Regions from separate parts of the Homo sapiens genome. Here region 1 is linked to region 2. Evidence: chromatin loops called from intact Hi-C (ENCODE). Cell type or tissue: psoas muscle. All regions are shown on one strand.

What was found. Hi-C counts contacts between places; a loop is a spot of excess contacts. Peaks named below come from ENCODE experiments on the same cell type or tissue, not always from the same donor. Only the 100,000 strongest peaks of a DNase experiment are listed, where the experiment ranks them.
Region 1: a loop joins it to region 2, with 6 times the contacts of the local background. A loop is called at or near these places in 68 of 110 quality-filtered maps.

The regions. Positions count from the first base shown.
Region 1 is chr11:17,978,636-17,981,135 of GRCh38, forward strand. All of the region lies in intron 8 of SERGEF (secretion regulating guanine nucleotide exchange factor), which reads right to left. Among named protein-coding and RNA genes, the nearest start is that of SERGEF, 33 kb to the right of the region's middle. In psoas muscle, CTCF peaks have their summits at 251 (motif pointing left) and 1,320 (motif pointing left); a DNase peak (open chromatin) is centred at 226.
Region 2 is chr11:17,759,378-17,761,877 of GRCh38, forward strand. All of the region lies in intron 1 of KCNC1 (potassium voltage-gated channel subfamily C member 1), which reads left to right. Among named protein-coding and RNA genes, the nearest start is that of KCNC1, 26 kb to the left of the region's middle. RefSeq lists an enhancer at 1,201-1,702. In psoas muscle, a CTCF peak has its summit at 1,187 (motif pointing right); a DNase peak (open chromatin) is centred at 1,184; H3K27ac peaks cover 589 bases.

The DNA.
Region 1 (2,500 bases), 220 kb after region 2:
CAGCCAGCTAGAGGTCAGATCCATATCAGTTCCTGTTAAGAGCAAGGACTATCAGCTATTAACTCAGGGTGTGTCCTTATGCAAGACCCTTTCCCTTTCTGGGCCTAGGTTCTCCCATCCATACAAAAACAGGGAAGGCCTGGGTGACCTCCAGGGGCCCTTTCAGCTCTGACCTTACTAATTCCGAATGATGACTCTACCAGCCTCATCCCAAGGCTAGCTGGCTGCCTACTGCTGCCATCTGGTGGCCCTGCAGGCCCAGCCCCTTGTCGAATACACCCACTTCAGAGGGTGACTCCTGCTTCTGCTTCAGGTGCACACATGCTACACTTCTCTAGACCACAGATCAATGGGTATTCACAGCCAAACACAAAATCCAAATATAATGATAACGCTTCATCTCTCTAGCAGAGATGACACAGCTGCAGCTGAGAACATGACCTCCCTTCTCAAAGACAGAAGGTAACCTGCATAAGATCACAGAGCTGCCTGGTTCCCAGGCCAGTACACGGTTTCACTTTGCCACAATGCTTAGGGCTGGTGGGTACCTGCAAACCAAAAATAAAGTCAGCCTAGAGCCAAGGAACAAAGCTGTTTGAAGGTGGGGAAAAAACTGCCAGGATTCCTCGCAAACCTCAAGAAATAGTAAGGCATGGCACGTGAACAGGCTGAGCACTGCTTGCAGAAATTAACTGGAAATACAAACTTGGGGTATCCAATGTATCTCCCTAATCTTGGAGGTGATCATTCATAAGAACACCTGCAGGGTCTTCCATAAACCAGGCTCCAAGCCACCACCACAGCCTGGATCCTAGACTAGGCAGACCACCAAATAGTGGGGAAGACACCTGGGGTAGCATTGTGTGTTTGTGTGAGCTTCCCCCTGCCAGACAGCAGCTCCTCCGGGCAGGGTTATATCTTTTCTTCTCTATCTCCAGGCCTCTTAACACCTGGCCAGAGGCGCTCAGTGAATGCAAGTATACAAGTAGATCCTTTAGGTTTCTGCACAACATGGGACCTGTCTATTCTTTGTGGACTCAACTGATCATACCCTTGGCTCTGTCTGCAGCCTTCCTTTACAGTGTAGACCCTGAAAAAGCACATTGTGTGACTTTAACTAGGTCGCTTGCTTTTCCAGGCCTCTATCATCGCACATCTGCAGCATACTAGGGTTTTACTGGATGATCTTCGAAGTCCTTTTAATTCTAAAATGCTAGAATTTGAAACCCCCAGGCAAATCAAGACTGATCTTCACCTGCAGACACAGCCGCTAAAAAATGGGAAAGGGGAAAGTAATCAAACAATGCTTCCCTCTAGTGGTTCAGTGCTGTCATTACACCCTACCTGCGCAGAGACCCTGTCACTCAACTTCTACTCCAATTCACCCTGAACTCTGAATGAAAGAAATCAGCCTGCAGCCAGCAGAGCCCAAGTGCAGGGGAGCGGGAGAGAAAAGAAAGAGGCCAGGCTCAAGAAGCCAAAGAGGCCTCTTAGCCAGTTCCACAATAGTGGAGAAATTATCCATCTTTAGGAACAAATATATTTTGCAACTTAAAGGACCTTTTGTGACCTCCAACTCCCCTCTTCAGATGAAGAAACTGAGGCTCAGGGATATTCAGGAGGGACTTACCCAAAGTCACAAAGCTGACTCATGACCGAGCCAAAAATAGATGGCCACTCTCCTGCCTCCTGCTAAAGTATCTTGCCTCTCTTCCATGCAACCTCCGAATTGAGGCCCGTGCAAGTGACTTGTCAAGGACATATATACATGGGAATAGATGGCAAAGGAGCCAGTCTCTTGCACTGAGGGGTAAGTGATCTTATTAACTTTAAAATAGTATTTATAGGAGCTATAATCAAATTGAAAATATTCAAAATTCATCATAGAAAACAAATTCACTCATAATCCCACCTGGCCCATTTCCTTCTAGTCTTTTCTACAGAAACATTCTTTTTTTCTTTCAACAAATTAGAAGTTACAGTATGGTTAATCATTCTTTTCACTTACTATACCACGAGCGTATTCCTGTCATTAAATATCCTTCTAAAACATTCTATTTAATGACAATATAATATTCCAACATATGGCTCTGCCACAATTTGTTTAACCAATCTCTCTTCAATTTTATTTGTTTCCATACCTTTGTTTTTGTCATTATAAATTAGGCTGCAGTAAATGGCATTATACTTAATCTTTGAATACATCCATGACTATTTCTTTAGGCCAGTTTTATTTTTTATAGGATAGAATTTCAGAGCTGGAATGACCCTTAAAGATTATTATGTAAACGTATTGGCCAGATGGAAGAAAGGGACCAGAGAGTTTAGTGTCTTGCCAGAGGACAAAGAGAAAGCAAGAGAAGCAAGTCAAACTCTCCATCTATTAAAATGTGACCTTCCCAAAGCCCAACCACAATTTCACACCCTTCCCTGACCAACTTCACCCACACTGACCTCTCCTTCCCCTGAAATCCTAGAGCCTGCAGTGTCTGGGTCACTC
Region 2 (2,500 bases):
TGCTTTCTTATCACTCATGTGTCTACTGGAGTAGCACTTTCAATTTCCTTTTAGAACTTTTCCTTTGCATTATTCAGACTTGGCTGACTGTTTGGTGCAAGAGGCCTAGCTTTTGGCCTATCTCAGCTTTCGACATGCCTTCCTCACTAAGCGTAATCATTTCTAGCTTTTGATTTAAAGTGAGAGGCATGAAACTCTTCCTTTCACTAGACCACCTAGAGACCATTGTAGGGTTATTAATTTGCCTAATTTCAATATTGTTGTGTCTCAGGGAATAGAGATGCCTGAGGAGAGAGAGAGATGGGAGAACAGCCAGTCAGAACTCAGATAACATTTATCAATTAAGTTTGCCATCTTATACGGGTGTGATTTGTGGTTCCCCAAAACAATTACAATAGTAGCATCAGAGATCAATGATCACAGGTCACCATAACAGATATAATAATAATGACAATTTGAAATATTGCTAGAATAACCAAAATATGACACAGAGACAAAAAGTGAGCATATGCTGTTGGAAAAATAGCACGGGTTGCCACAAACTTGAATTGGAAAAAAAATTGCAATATCTGTGAAATGCAATAAAGCAAAACGCAGTCGAACGAGGCATGTCTGCATATCCTATATGGAGCGCCTTCCTACTCACTGCCTAATCTGGGAATCTTATTCACGTATTTCTTATTCCAATCTGTGGCTTTCCCAAAAAAATGTTTGAGGCACCTAAGACACACCTACCACAGAACCCTTAAAAATAAAGAAGAAAAAATACATGTAGTATAATGAAGAAAAGAAATAGCTATACCCCAAACCCAGGTAAAGGATTCGCCTAGAATTGAGCACTAAATTTAGCCGAGCTCCCTGGCAGTCAGAGCAAAAGAGAAAATGTGAAGGGTTTTATGACTCATCATTTACTAACAGAAATGTAGACAGGCGTACTAGGAGACACCTGCTTGTTCTAAGCCCTGAAACACAAGAGGAATTTCCCACGTGGGATCCTGGTATTGCTCCAAGTCTAAGATGCTAATGGGAGAGGGTGAGAGGAGACCCCCGTTAGCCTCCGTATTTATTTACCATCTGCTCTCCAGGAGGAAGGCTCAGTCCACAGGAGCAGGTGCGATATGGGCTCCTGATTGGTCCTTCTGGGGACTAACATTCAGGTTTCCTGGCCTGTGGGACTGCAGGGGGCACTGTGGGACAGCACACCACACTCCCTAAGGCCTCCCCTAGGGCCCTCTGTACCTGCTGGTGGCCAAGAAAGGTCAGAGTCGCCAGATCCGGCTACAAGGGCACCTCCATGCCACCTCGCATGGTGGGACCTCTGCACGCGCTGCCTGCTGCTTAGGGGGCTTATGGAAGGCAATGAAGTCCGTTGTTCCCGAGGACAGTGAGACTGATCCAGTGCTGAGACCTCAGGCAAGATTCTTTCCCTCTGAATGGCAGCTCCTCATCTAGAGAGTGACATGATAACACCGCACTGGGCTGGCACGAGGTTTAAACGGGACAGTGCATGGGAAGCCCCGGAAGCAGGGCCTGCCCAAGACTCAGGAAGCTGTTGTCATCTCTTTTCTTGTTACCAGAGTTAGGCGGGAAAGTCGGCAGCTCTGGCTTGAGCCCCACTCATCGTGCGACCTTGGGTGTCCTTTCCCTCCCGACACCCAAGACAGGCAGGGGTCCACGTGGAAAACCCTGCAAGCATGGGGACAGGAAGTCCCCCTCACCTCGAGGACCATGTCTCTCACTGACTGGAGGCCACAGGGCTGGATCTTGGACACACCTGGACTCGTCCACAGGAAGCTGGCTGTGTGCTGCACTGGCGGTTCCCACCAGGCTGTCCTTGGCTCCTGGTCCCTTAACAGGCAAGTGGTAGCAGAAGCAGAAAGAATTAGAGAGAAAGGCCTAAAACTTAACACATTTCTCCCTTTAACTATTGCTCTGCTCACCTTCCCACCTCCCTCACCTCTTGGTAATTTGTGAAAAACAAAATTCTGTGTTTGGATGTTTGTTGTTTGTGCAGGGCCGCCTCGGCCAGCTCCCGGAATGCCAGTGTGCAAGGGAGCCAGCAGTCTTGGGGTTTTGCCCTGGATCTGGGGAAGTCCTAGGCACCTGGCCTTTTCTTCCACACCCCTCAATGTTGTCTTACTTCCTGGAGTGTGTTATTTTAAGAATGATGGAACTGCATCTCCAAGAGGTTACTAGGCCATAGGCATATGGTTCGTGGCCGAGCTGGGATTCAAACTCAGGTCTCTGGAGCCAAGTCCAGGCCTCCTTTCCTTCCACCATGTGGCCTACTTGCCAGCACCTACCGTGGTCCGTTAAGCATCAGACCTGCCTAGCATGTGGGTCTTATCTGGCCCCATGGATCCCAAATGCCAGGATTGGCTGGTGGCATCAGAGCCTCCTGGGGCACAAATTAAAGGTGAATTTCTGTTCCCACCCGTAACTACTAAGCCAGAGTCTCTGGGCTCTGCGCTTGGATCTCCCTTCAGTCACTCTCCCCAGC